3 separate regions of the Homo sapiens genome follow, and regions 2 and 3 are each linked to region 1. Evidence: chromatin contacts called from ENCODE Hi-C or POLR2A ChIA-PET data. All regions are on one chromosome and are shown on one strand. The core of a region is the stretch at or near the end of the contact, and the rest is flanking DNA. Distances in the headings are between cores, read along the strand shown. Region 1 overlaps RXRA (retinoid X receptor alpha). Region 2 overlaps LOC124902298 (a long non-coding RNA gene). Region 3 holds the start of WDR5 (WD repeat domain 5).

Evidence for each region. A loop is a pair of places that touch in the nucleus more often than their neighbours do. ChIA-PET counts read pairs that join two places held with the same protein, here RNA polymerase II (POLR2A). Pooled maps may share reads with other maps.
Region 2: a loop to region 1 is called in a map with no recorded cell type, with 8 times the contacts of the local background. The contact joins two enhancer-like sites. A Hi-C loop is called at or near these places in 1 of 37 single-sample maps with no recorded cell type and 3 of 50 pooled maps. POLR2A ChIA-PET finds 5 or more read pairs at or near these places in 3 of 52 experiments (CD4-positive, alpha-beta memory T cell, naive thymus-derived CD4-positive, alpha-beta T cell and naive thymus-derived CD8-positive, alpha-beta T cell).
Region 3: a loop to region 1 is called in a pooled map, with 14 times the contacts of the local background. The contact joins the promoter of WDR5 here to the enhancer-like site in region 1. A Hi-C loop is called at or near these places in 1 of 37 single-sample maps with no recorded cell type and 8 of 50 pooled maps. POLR2A ChIA-PET finds 5 or more read pairs at or near these places in 2 of 52 experiments (CD4-positive, alpha-beta memory T cell and H1).

What each region holds. Positions count from the first base shown.
Region 1 is chr9:134,388,315-134,392,573 of GRCh38, reverse strand. All of the region lies in intron 1 of RXRA (retinoid X receptor alpha), which reads right to left. Among named protein-coding and RNA genes, the nearest start is that of MIR4669, 11 kb to the right of the region's middle. RefSeq lists enhancers at 542-751, 792-1,281, 1,332-1,431, 1,812-1,901, 2,262-2,311. Within about 2 kb of position 1,878, at least 7 of the 41 ENCODE cell types and tissues checked have a DNase peak (open chromatin) inside an H3K27ac peak, as active enhancers do.
Region 2 is chr9:134,204,026-134,208,568 of GRCh38, reverse strand. LOC124902298 (a long non-coding RNA gene) reads right to left here. Exons shown (of 3, transcript XR_007061835.1): 2 at 3,378-3,553; 3 at 1,881-2,218. It overlaps LOC107987137 (a long non-coding RNA gene), which reads left to right. Exons shown (of 3, transcript XR_001746962.2): 3 at 1-199. Among named protein-coding and RNA genes, the nearest start is that of RNU6ATAC, 42 kb to the right of the region's middle. RefSeq lists enhancers at 3,845-4,344, 4,345-4,543. Within about 2 kb of position 3,293, at least 4 of the 41 ENCODE cell types and tissues checked have a DNase peak (open chromatin) inside an H3K27ac peak, as active enhancers do.
Region 3 is chr9:134,134,029-134,138,031 of GRCh38, reverse strand. WDR5 (WD repeat domain 5) reads right to left here and starts at 1,950. Exons shown (of 14, transcript NM_017588.3): 1 at 1,832-1,950. It overlaps WDR5-DT (WDR5 divergent transcript), which reads left to right and starts at 2,050. Exons shown (of 2, transcript NR_186420.1): 1 at 2,050-2,846. RefSeq lists enhancers at 969-1,893, 2,800-2,909 and silencers at 1,820-1,999, 2,440-2,609.

The DNA.
Region 1 (4,259 bases), core at 629-3,128:
CAAGGAGGAAGCCAGAGGAGAGCCGTGATGGAAATCGCGCAGCTCTGGGGCCAGGCCTGTCCAGCCACGCTCGCTCCACTGGTTCCCAAAAAGGAGCTCCTGCCATGGGGGTACAGGGAGGAGGTGGGCTCAGGGCCACCCACCTAGAAAGATGCCAAGGGGCCCCGGAGAGTCCTGAGAGCTGCTTTCCAGCCACAAGGCCGGAGACACTCGGTAAGCTGACCTGTGCCCCTGTACGGCCATTCCCCCCGGGGCATCGTGAGCAGACCACCCATCTGCTGCCTGGGGCAGAGGCTAGGAGGGTGGGAGGGCGGGAGTCAAGCCCCAGTCCTGGCAGAGTCCCCGTGGAAAGAAGCGGAGTCACGGAAAGGGCGTGACCAAAGGCGTGGGGCCACCAGGAAGCTGGGAGCCCCAATCGCCTGCATGTGACGTCCTTCCCACCCTCCCCCTCTGCAAAATGGAGGCTCTGACACCGGGGCTTGCCCTGCACACTGCACCAAGCCAGGTGACTGTCACGGCCCCCTGCAAACACACAGACTCCATCATGTGGTAGAAGAGCTGCCGTAGGCCGCAGCTACCACAGCTCAAACACCTAACTGCAGGTGCACGCCAGGCCAACATTTCATTACATGAGCTCACAGAAGTGTGGTGACAAGGGGGAGCCGCTCCTCCTGCCCCCGTCCTGCAGGGGAGGAACCAGGGCTCAAGGAGGCGAGATGTTTCCAAGCCCGGAACAAGAGCTGCCGGGTCAACGCCTGGAGGCCTGGCTTTCTGAAGCCTCGGTCCACCCCTTGGCCACCCCTCGACCACCAGGGTGGCCAGACACAGCAGACACCCATGAGCCCTGAGAGTTCCAGCAATGACGCCCACCTTGGAGGACGGGTACCAGCTCGGGGACTTGGCAGAATGCTCACCTCTCCAGGGCCAGGCAGGGGCTCCTGGGCAGCGCAGCCTCCCTTCCAGGCCGTACCCCTGAACTGTGTCTAGCACCACCACAGGGCCAGACCTTCGAGGAGGGTGAGTGGGAAGCAGGGGAATTCCTGGAGAAACCCCGCCTGCCCCACAGCCCGCCTGTGTGGCGAGGGGGCCCCCAGCCTGTGGGCTCCTGGGGGTAGTTTCCCTTCAACAGGAAAAGAAATGATTCTTGTTTCATTTTGAGCCATGTTGCTCTCGGTGGCTCAGAGGCCCTGCCACCGCTGCCAGCAGCTCTGTCGTGGAACGGCCAGGCTTTCCACCCTCAGGGCGGCTCTCGTCTCCACCTTCATGTGCACGGCCACCTGGCTCAGGAACACCCCTGCAGTTCCTCAGGTCCCACCTGTGGTGGAGCGTGGCCAGCTCCATGCCAGAGGCCAACACGATGGTTCAGTCGGGGACTCTGAAATGATCAGGGCAGAGGATGCTCCCCCAGGCATGTCCTGGGGCCTGGCATGGGGCCGGCCTCTCTGGGGGACATCCCCAGTCTTCCCACGGCCCGCTGAGCAGCACCATTTGCAGATGGGGGCACCGGTGCTTAGAATAGGCAGGGCATGGCCACCGGGGCCACGCGGTGGACAGAGTCCAGGCAGGGAACCCCTGAAGGACAGAGCACCTGCTCAGCACCCAAGGCTGGCAGTGGGGACCCTCTCCAGCTGGTGCCGGCTTTCCAAGAATCCCCTCCACACCCGTGCCATAAGCCCAGGCCCACCCTAGCACGCAGCATCCTTCCCACAGAAGAGGCTTACCACCCACGCACCTGAGCCGGATGCCTGTCATGTGCAGGGGCCTGACTGGCGGGGCATCTGCAGACGGGGGACAGGGCCTCACCCATGAGACAGACCAAGAACGGGACGTCAGCCCGCTGAGCAGGACTTCCCCCATCACAACCCCAACATGGGCGCCCTCCCTGCCTCTGCCACTCCCAGGGCTGCGGCGGAGCTCAACGACACCAGCCCAGAGGCTCAACTGCACCCAGAGTTGCCTCTTCCGAGCTCAGCCTCAGCACGTCCCTCCTGCCCCGCAGAAACTTGCTGAGGGCCCGGGTCAGGCTCATCACCACTCTGAGCGAGACAAACCACCCCGTGGCCACAGGCGCCACAGGCCCCACAGGCTGAGCCTCAGAAACCTCCCTCCTGGCTGCCGTGCCTGCTGTGTAGGGCCTGGCCCCCCACCCACTGTCCCAGACTGGGGGCTTTGGACTTTGGGAGTGTAATGGGGAGCCCTGGGAACTTCTGGCAGCGACAGAGTGGACCTCCCGCCAAGTGACCCGTGGAAGGGACGGCAATGGAGAGGAGGGTGTGCTGAGCTGGCTTTAGCCTGGCCTGGGCTAGGTCTGAACTTGGCCACTTCTAGGGGCACCCGGGCCCCTACCCACTGTGTGTCAGACTCCCCCTCCCCTTCCCTTAAGCCCAGGGATTGGGGAGCGGACTCCACCCTGCACCAAGGAGATGCCGACCCAGGAGGCCGAGAGAAAAATCCTGCCGGGGAATGCAGGCAAGCGCAGGCTCCGGCCTGCTGCCCCCAGGACGGCCACCCCCATCCTCATCAAGGCTCTGACCCAAGGCCTCGCTGTGTCCCCTCCCAATCCCACCAATCGGCACATATCAGGGTACTGTGGCAGCAGGAGGGGACGAGCCGCTGGCCTGCAGATGCGAGGGTGAACAGGTGGCAGGCAGCTTCTCTGCTCCTCGGTGCCCAGCCCCAAGAACCTGAGACGGGGCTGCAGCTAGCACGCACGGTAACTCCCAGCCTAGCCGGCAGCCCCCAGGGGCCTCGGAAGGAAGGGGAGGGATGGAGAGGCCAGCTGCAGCTATGGAGTCTCTGTCCAGACTCTGGGTGACCCCATCCACAGAGTGCCTCCCGCAGGAACGTCTGCCAGCCCCCTCTGTACAGGCAGAGCCAGACATGGCCAAGTCCAGACCTTGCCCAGGCCAGGCTAAGGCCAGCTCAGCACACCCTCTCCACCACTGTCCCCTCCACTGGTCACTTGGCAGAATGTCCACTCTGTCACCATCAGAACTTCCCAGGGCTCCCTATTACACCCCCAAAATCCAAAGCCCCAGGCCTAGGATAGAGATGCCCAAGCCCTGGCCCCGCTAGCCCTCTGGGGCTAGCCCTCTGCTGTCCCAGGGCTCCCCATTATACCCCCAAAGTCCAAAGCCCCCAGCCCGGGACAGAGGCGCCCAAGCCCTGGCCCCCTAACCCCCTGGGGCCAGGCCTCTGCTGTCCCTGTCCAGCACCCTTCCCAGCCTGCTTGGCCTCACCAACGTCCACTTCTCTGGATCCCACGAGCAACCCCCCGGGGGTGACCAAAGCCAGCGCCCACGTGTGCAGGGAACCCAGCAAAACTGCATTTCCACCATTCTCTCCCCTCCTGACAAATCCGGGAAAACGGGTTCCGTGAAATGGCAACAACGTGCAGTCTGTGCCATCCAGAGGGGCAGGGGACGGGAGCGAGCTGAGGGCGTCCACGACAGGACCGGCCAGGTGGCGGATGTGACTCTCCGAGGAGGACCCAGGAGACCAAACCCCTCCTTGGAGGACCAGAGCTTGGCAGGGAGGTGAGTGGACACAGGCCTGAGGCCACCCTGGAGGAGGCAGGTCACCGGGTCTCAGCCCTCTGGGGCATCCAGCACGAAGGAGAGGAGCCAGAAATGTGTCTTCCAGGGCTTCTGACCCACACCCAGTCCGTCAAGCAGCAGCCCCCACCAAGCAGGGAGGGGGCTCTGTCCCTCCAGAGAACTCACAGCCTCCAGACACCTGGAGACCCTCAGCATCTGCCCCAGGGCACCCGGCTGTCACCTGGCTCACAAGGAGGAGGAGGCAGAGGAAGGACATCGAAGGATGACTCCCCTCCCCATCCAGGTGCAGGAAGACCAGGGAAAGGGGCCGGGAGAGCCCGATGCGCCCAGAATGGCGGCCACCAACTCCACAAGCTAAAACTTCCATGCGCCTGACTCACAGGAGAGGCTCCTGCTCAGGGTCTTTGACTCAGCTTCACACACAACACTAACCTGATGCCTCAGATGACTCCCCAGAGGACAAGCAGTCAGACAGAGGTAATCGTGGGAGAAAGGACCGTCACCAGGAGGCCATGGGGAAAGGTGCACAAATCAAAGTCCAGCAGCCAAAAATACAACAGACCCTGGGCCCCACTCCTGCGTGAGAGCAGAACAACATCCCAAGTCATTCCCAGAAGAGACAGTAAGTGCGCTTCAGGAGACGCTCAGAGTGCCTGACCCAGCACCAGATGCCCGTAGTGACCCCAACACGTGTGCCTGTGC
Region 2 (4,543 bases), core at 2,044-4,543, 190 kb after region 1:
ACGCTGAGGTGCTGAGTGGGCGGACAAACATCTGGATCGCAGGGTGGAGGTCAGAGGATCGCAGGATGGAGATCAGAGAGGTCAGAGCTGGGTAGACGCATGTGGGGCTATCACCATAGGAATGGCATTTAAAGGGACTGGACTGTCGGCCGGGCACAGTGGCTCACGCCTGTAATCCCAGCACTTCAGGAGGCCAAGGCGGGCGGTTCACCTGAGGTCAGGAGTTTGAGACCAGCCTGGCCAACATGGTGAAACCTCATCTCTACTAAAAATACAAAAATTAGCCAGGCGTGGTGGCACACATCTGTAATCCCAGCTTCTTGGGAGGCTGAGGCAGGAGAATCACTTGAACCTGCGAGGCGGAGGTTGCAGTGAGCTGAGATTGCGACATTGCACTCCAGTCTGGGCAACAGAGTGAGACTTTGTCTCAAAAAAATAAAAATAAAAAATATAAATAAATAAAATAAAGGCACTGGACTGGGAGGATCCTGGGGAGGGGTGTAGATGGGGCTTAACCCAGGCCCTCCTGGGTGAGGAAAAGGCAAAAGAGCCATGGAGAGACACTGAGAAGGTGTGGCCCATTATGTAGTGGGAGGACCGGTAGGGAGGACCAGTGGGGAGGACAGGTGGGGAGGATGGTGGGGAGGATCGGTGGAGAAGACAGGTAGGTAGGGAGGACAGGTGGGGAGGACAGGTGGAGAGGACAGGTGGGGAGGACAGCTGGAGAGGATGGGGGGAGGACCGGTACGGAGGACCGGTGGGGAGGACAGGTGGGGAGGACAGGTGGGGAGGACAGGTGGAGAGGATGGGGGGAGGACCAGTAGGGAGGACAGGTGAGGAGGACAGGTGGGGAGGACGGAGGGGGAGACGGGTGGAGAGGACAGGTGGGGAGGACACGTGGGGAGGACAGCTGGAGAGGATGGGGGAGGACTGGTACGGAGGACCGGTGGGGAGGACAGGTGGGGAGGACAGGTGGGGAGGATGGGGGGAGGACCAGTAGGGAGGACAGGTGAGGAGGACAGGTGGGGAGGACGGAGGGGGAGACGGGTGGAGAGGACAGGTGGGGAGGACACGTGGGGAGGACAGCTGGAGAGGATGGGGGAGGACTGGTACGGAGGACCGATGGGGAGGACAGGTGGGGAGGACAGGTGGGGAGGATGGGGGGAGGACCAGTAGGGAGGACAGGTGAGGAGGACAGGTGGGGAGGACGGAGGGGGAGACGGGTGGAGAGGACAGGTGGGGAGGACACGTGGGGAGGACTGATGGGGTGGGGGCCCCCAGAAGGCACCAGAAGAAAGCAGTACAGGGCTGCTGGAGAATAGAGTAGGTTTGGCAACACAGAGGTTGCTGGAGACCTTGGCGAGACTTCTTTTATGCCAGATTCGTTTCTACAGGGACTGAGGAAGAGGAGTCTATAAAGAGAAATAGCTGTGGGGTGTTGTGGGGTTGGCGGGCCAGCTTGGCTGGGGGTGGCCAGGAATGAGCCCGCACACAGGGAAGTTGACAGGGCGGATGAGAGCTGCTCTGAAGCCATCCTGACCCCAAACTTAGATTTCCCCCCGGCTGCCTTTTGATTCTTATCCCTACCCCTAATCCCTCTTCATGCTGCAGCCAGAGGAGGCTGGGGTTCAGGGAAGACCGAGCTGCAGCTCCCCAGCAAATCCCGAGTCCCTCTCCGGCTCAGGAGGCCTGAGCTCCAGCCATGCCCTTTCTCAAGCCCCTGTAGGAAGCACTGCCTCATCCTCAGGCACTGCGTAGGCCTTCTCCACATGCCCCTGGTAAGCCTCACTCCTCATGGTCCCAAACTCTTCAGAGGCCTCAGCTGTGTGTCCAGCCTGGCTCAGGGTGGGCACTGAGACACGAATGCAGAGCCCTAACCTTCGACCTCCCACCCTCCCCTTCCTCTCTGCTCTAGTCATCCAGCTTCTTCTCGAATGTCTCCCATGACGGGGTGCTCAGCATCACTCAAGCCAGCTGTGTCCCTGCTTTGGGTTTTCCCCTGGTATGAGTTCAGGGCCAGAGCAGGGAGCCGGGGCCCATCGTAGTGCAGGGGTGGGGGCTCTCCCCAGCTGGGGGAGCGTCCCAGGTCTCCTGGGAGACCTGGGCACATGTGCAGCTGCTGTGCACAGGCAGGAAGATGGCGGCCTCCACTGACCAAGCTCTCAGACGACTCATCAGCTGTGACACACGCCTTTTCATTTGGACCCATTAGGGTAACCTGGTGGAAATAAAGCATCTGTCACACCCCAGGAAAGTGTCACACAGGTATTCCCAAATTCTCTTTCTCCACAGCCCTCAGAGGTCTGACGGCCATTCATACCCATCAACCGGGAGAAAAATCATGTCATTTCCATAATGCACACCCTCTCTGCAGAGGCGCTATAAATATGTAGAGATGACATCGCCGCAGCGTGGCTTGTGTGAGTGATGTCATCTCGGGGGGTTGCCTAGCAACCCCGACAACGTTTGGGAGGCTCTAATTCTTGAGTGGGATAAAGTCACATTTACGCAGTTCAGTTAATCAGCTTCCTGGCAACTCCGCCAAGATGATCTCATTTTATTCATGATTATTTTATGTGAAATGCACTTTTAGCTCTAAGAGAACACAAAGATTTAATTCAAAACTCGCTATTGCTTTGTGTTTCCAGGGTGTCGTTAACACGGCGTCCATGCAAATAACCATGGTAACACACGGATAATTAGTATATATGGCACGCGGTATTAATACAGAGCCGGGGCCGGCTCCCAATCAGCGCCGATTACCGCGTGTTATTACTGGAGTAATTACCTGCAGTAACACACAAATTGAACTAAATGGTCAATTGAAGTAAAGTGAATGGCTTTTTATTCTAGTTCCTAAATAATGTGTCTGCTTGGCTGAGTAGTTCAAGGTAAATAAAAGTCTTAAATTGATGGCCTCTTCCCCACCGCCCCTCCCTGGGTGGAGAATTGGGCTTCGTGGGTCTTGCAGTCTGGTAACCAGACAGTTACTCCTGGAAGCATCTGCCTCTCCTCCAGCCTCCCCACCTCGAAAACGAGCACCCCCATCAAGCATCCCTGCAGAGCTCTGGCCCTTATTAAAAATTCCCAAGCCCTGTGTGCCGTCTTACTCATCCCCCCAGGGAAGAGGGCACGGAACTTTCCAGATAGAAGATGAAGAGCAAAAGGCAGCGGCCTTCCTCCCAGGGATGTTTTCTTGCCCCTCTGGTAGGTGGGGCAGAAAGGAATCACTGGCTTCCTGTTACAGGATGGAAGCGGGGAGGGGAGGTCAAAGGTCACTTCTGCCTTATTAGCAGAGCGTTTCTAAAATTCCATAAACTTAGAAGATCTTCAAACAGGAAGTCACACTGGACCTCTCAAAGAGACAGGGCACATACCGAATTTGAGCTGCTTCGCTCCCTTCAGAGAGGGAGAGGGAGAAGGGAAGGCATGCAGACGATCCTTGGACTGGGCGCGGAGAAGATCAGATGCCCAGCGATGGGGACAGGGGATAGAGTCAGTCTTATTCTGGTCCTTTCTCTGTGACAGGAGCAGTGTTGGGACGGAAGCAGGCCTGGGGAGGTGGGAAAGAAACGTCAAGTCCTTCATTCAGCCCATCTGGGATGATGGGCCAGGGTGCCCACATGGGCATCGAACTCCTAGAAGGCAAAGACAGAGTGCAGAGGAGTATAAAGAGGGTCCGGCTGCTCGGGGTTTCTCTGAGGGAGCCGTATTTAAGCTGAAACTGGAAGGGTGAGGGAGGTCGCAGGGAAGGAGGTTGCAGGGAAGGAGGCTGCAGGGAAGGAGGGCTGAGGAGGACACTAGCAGTCAGGGAAGGGCCAGCAAAAAGCCCTGTGACTAAGAGAGGCCACTCCACTGCACCACCATCTTGAAATGTCACATGTGTGGAAATGCGTAAGTACAGAAATCTAGGAGAAGGAAAGAAAAACGTGGCTTAAAAACCCACAGCCATGTCTGCATTCCAGGGTGGCAGGGGCAGAATTCATTACAGGGCAAGCAAGATGCTTTGTTACTCAGAAAACCCTCTTAAGCGCCTTTGCTTGTCAAGGTAAGGCCACCTCTCTACTCTGGATTGGAGAGTCTGAGACCAACAAAGAGAACAAATTGCATTTCAAAACAAAGGGATTTTTGATCAAAACACTTGCAGGTGCACAGCTGCTCACACCCACTGCCCCACCACAAGGCAGCCATCAGTGCAATATAAACAAGGGGGCCCAGAACATATGCCTGGGCTGAAAACAAGACAAGCCTCTCACAAATCAGAAACAGAAGGAGCAGGGTGAGCACCACAGCCCACAGGGCTCCAGGTTGGGAGTGGCAGGATCTGGACTCAGCACTCCCAAAGGGCAACAGGGACTGGAGTCCAGTGCGGGCCAGGACACAGGCTTGGGAAAGAGGGCAAGAAAACAGCCCAGCAGCCTTGGTGCTGAAGTTATAGTTTAGGGACACTGCAGTCTATGGAGGAGGCAGGTGGTGGGGTTAGCAGGGAAGGGCTGATGCCACAACCTCAAAATGAGAAGCCTCACCAAGATGCCTTCTGCCT
Region 3 (4,003 bases), core at 701-3,200, 250 kb after region 1:
AGTGGCTGACGCCTGTAATCTCAGCACTTTGGGAGGCTGAGGTGGGCAGATCACGAGGTCAGGAAGTTCAAGACCAGCCTGACCAGCATGGAGAAACCCCCTCCCTACTAAAAATACAGAAATTAGCCGGGTGTGGTGGTCGGTCCCTGTAATCCCAGCTACTCGGGAGGCTGAGGCAGGAGAATCACTTGAAACCAGAAGGCAGAACCAAGATTGCGCCACTGCACTCCAGCCTGGGCCAAACAGTGAAACTCCGTCGGGGGGTGGCGGGGAATGCAATTTCTTGACCCAACACACCCACCAAGTTTCTACGTCGGTGGGGTCTAGGCTTGGCGTGTTTTTTTTTTGTTTTTGTTTTTTTTTTGAGACACAGTCCAAAGAGTCCAGGTGCACGATCTGGGCTCACTACAACCTCCACCTTCCGGGTTCAAGTAATTCTTGCGCCTCAGCCTCCAGTTTAGCCGGGATTACAGGCGCGTACCACTACGCCCGGCCAATCTTTTGTATTTTTAGTAGAGACGGAGTTTCGCCATGTTGCCCAGGCTAGTCTCGAACTCCTGACCTCAGGCAATCCGCCCGCCTCAGCCTCCCAAAGTGCTAGGATTACAGGCGTGAGCCACCGCGCCGGGCCAAGGCTTGGCATTTTCATGAACACTCAGGTGTCTCTGTGGAACAATCCTTTTGAGAGAACAGGAAGGTTGGAGACTTGATCTTGAGGAAAGCGGGGGCCAAGGTTACGGGAACGGTGATGAATTGGCGGCCCCTAGACCAGATGCTGCCTGGCTCCTCCTAGCAGCCACTGCTTTTCATCCAGGTAAGCCTGACCACCTGAAGCCGAGCAACCAAACCTCAGTGTGCCCTCCTGGACTGCATGCCACAGGCCGATTCCTGAGTCCCTCAGTCCCTGAGGTGGAGCCCAGGAATCTGCCTGTGACATGCAGTCAGAAAAGCATACTGTGTGCAAAGACAGGAATTAATCTGCATCTTAAACACCAGCCGGGTGGCCGGCCCAACAGAGGTGGGGACCTGGCTCTCCCTATCTGAGATCCTGGACAGGCTCCCCGCCTGGGTCCTTCGCTTTCCTGTCTTCCCCACCGGCTAGGACAGCACCTGCCCAGGTCACAGATTAAACTAGCATTTGAGGAGATGGGTAAACGGACCGGGGTGAGTGGAAACTTGCAAGCGAGACAGCAGGGAGTGTCGTTAGCGATGTAACAGGCCGACCTCTGTTTGGTCCGGGAACGTAACCGCTCAAAATGGCTCTCGCAGACCGGCCAGGACAGGTCTGCGGCCCCGCGCGAGGAGGCACGGTGGGCCTACCGTTCAGGACCGAGGACCCGCACCCCAGGACCCCACCTAGCGAGCTGCAGCCTGGCTGCCTCGGGTTGGGGTGAGCGGCGGGAGCGGGCTGGGGGCGTTTCTACGAGGAGGGGAAGCGCACCTCGTCCAGGGACTGAGTGGCTTGGTGGGTCTGGGGTCCTTCCCTGAAGGGGCAGTGGAGGGAGAGGGGCGATGTGAGGCCGGGCACGCTGCCTGCGGGAAAGAGGACCCAGTGCCGGCGCTCTGGCCTTGTCAGCGGTCCGCCGGGGAGGCGGAGGTGGGGGCGCGAGTGGGGGCGGACCGGGTGGAGGGAACTGCGCGCGCGGCCGTCCACCGAGGGGCCGGGGCGGGGGTCCCGGGCGGGGCCGCTGCAGCGGGAGCAGCGCCCGGGGCTGGGCCTGGCCCGAGGCCCGGCGGGGAACACGTGCGGCGGCCGGGTGCGGTTTGGAAGCTTCTGGCGCCGCCCCGCTGCCCGCCTTGTGTTCCCCGGGCCGGGCGGCTGCCCGCTTACCTGCCGGGCCGCGGCGGCGGGGCCGGGCGCTCGGGGCGTCGCGTCGGCCGCCGCCTGGGCGGGAGCGCGGACTCAGCTCGACAAGGCGGCAGCTCGGGCGGGCGCCAGGCGGCGGGGGCGCAGTGCGCGTGCGCGAGGGGAGGGGGCGGTGTCCGGGGGGCGGGGCGAGCTCACAAAGCCGGCCTCTCGGAGGAGCGCTACGGGCAGCGACAGCGGCCAGAATGCCTCGGGCCGGCCCAACGCTTTAAAGGGACAGCACGGGGCGCGCGCTTCCCGCTTAAAAGCTTTAATCCCCGAATTTGACTGGTGCAGGCCCTTCTAATGCACTTCCTAAAAACTGAAGTATAATAATACATACAGGAAAGTGCTAGTGTGCCCTCGCGTTTCCACAGACAGCACGCCCTGTACACAGACACCAGCGGCCCTCCGGGACCTGCGCAGGTGGCGTCGCCCGGCGTTGTCTCCGGAGTCGATTCGGGCCGGGGCACCTCCCCGGGCGACCAGGCCCCTTCTTGATCATCGCTGGTACGGATGAGAGCGGCAGTGGGCATTTGGAAAGCACCTGGGGCCGCGCCCGGGCGCAGTGCCCCCATGTGGCCTCCCACCCCGGGCGGGCAGGACGATTCCTGCCCATCTGGAAGACCAGGAACCTGCGCGTTCACAGGGTTCGGAAGCCCGGGCTGCGCCTTCCCGCGGGGCCGGCTGCCGGGCTGGGGGCTCTTCCCGCCTCTGCATGCACAGAGCCCGCGGTGCACGAACCTGCTCCCCGCCAGCCCCGCGGACTGGCAGGGCCGCTCTGGAGTCACCCGCGCCCGCTCCGCAGTGCGCAAACTCACTTCGCAGCGGGCTCTCCCGGGGCCAGCCCTTCCCTCCTGGGCGGGCATTTTCACCTCCAGGTACAAGGGGGTGGTCCCCAGAGGAGGACTCAGGGGCTTAAGGAGAAGCTGAGGCCCGGTCCTCTGGCCTCAACGACTGCACATTCTCGCCGCCTGCTTCACTTCTTAGAGCCTTGGAGGTAGGCATGGCCTCCCTATCCCCTCAGCTAGGCCTGTGGGTAGAATAACATACAGTCCCTTATTCTCCAATTAAAAATGGGAACACAGAATATGACACAGGAACCCATGCAAACAAAGGGATAGAGCATTTGAAATAAAAATGCCAAGGAGGGTGAGGTGAGCGGTTGTCAGAGAGGTGGAACCGGAAGACTGGCAGTTGGTCTGGAGTCCCCTTCCCAGGAAGGACACAGAGAAGGCAAGGTCCCTGTCTGGTCCTTCAGGGCTCCATATGGATTTGTGTGCCCAAGAGGCCGGATCCCTTGGGCCAGGTGCCCTGGAGCATGGAGTGGTGACAGTCACAGGTTAGCAAACCCAGTTCGGATGAAGAAGCGCATCTTTATCTCCGTCCACCTGGCCGCCTGGGCCGGAATCCCGAGCCCGTGACACGCTGCTCTCCTTCCACCCCACCTCAGCTCTCAGATCGTCCACTTCTCTCCCTCCCCACCCCAGCCCTACCTCCCACCTGGGTCTTTTCTAAACCTCCAAACAGAGAAACTCCTAAAAATCCAGCTCTGATCTGTCACTCCCCAGTTTAAAACTCAGAACCAGCTTCCCACTGCCCTCAATTCCCTAATTCCCACTGCTCAATTCGGCTAAAGTGCTTACCAGACCCCGCCTCCTCTTCCAACCTAGCACCGGCTCCCAAACTGCAGTCCTGGTTCCAGCCCCAAAACAAAAATATTTCCAGCCCTTCAGCCCTCCAGGCAAAGCAAGATAAGGGGCGAGACCCCAGAACCCTCAGAACTCAAACCAAGTTCCCAGCTTCCACTTCCAGGTGAATTGGTCTCACCACCTCACCCCACCCCCAGGAGATAGAACCTTCTAGTAAAAATGAGAAAATCCGGCCGGGCGCGGCGGCTCACGCCTGTAATCCCAGCACTTTGGGAGGCTGAGGCGAGTGGATCACCTGAGGTCGGGATCACCTGAGGCTGAGGCTGAGGCAAGGAGAATCGCTGGAACCCAGGAAAGAGGTTGCAGTGAGCCGAGATCGCACCATTGCACTCCAGCCTGGGCAACAAGAGCAAAACTCCGTCTCAAAAAAATAAAAAAGATGTTCAGAGAAACAGTTCCATTTACTAAGTCACTGCTGGTGGCCAAAGCCTAGTTAATGTTCTGA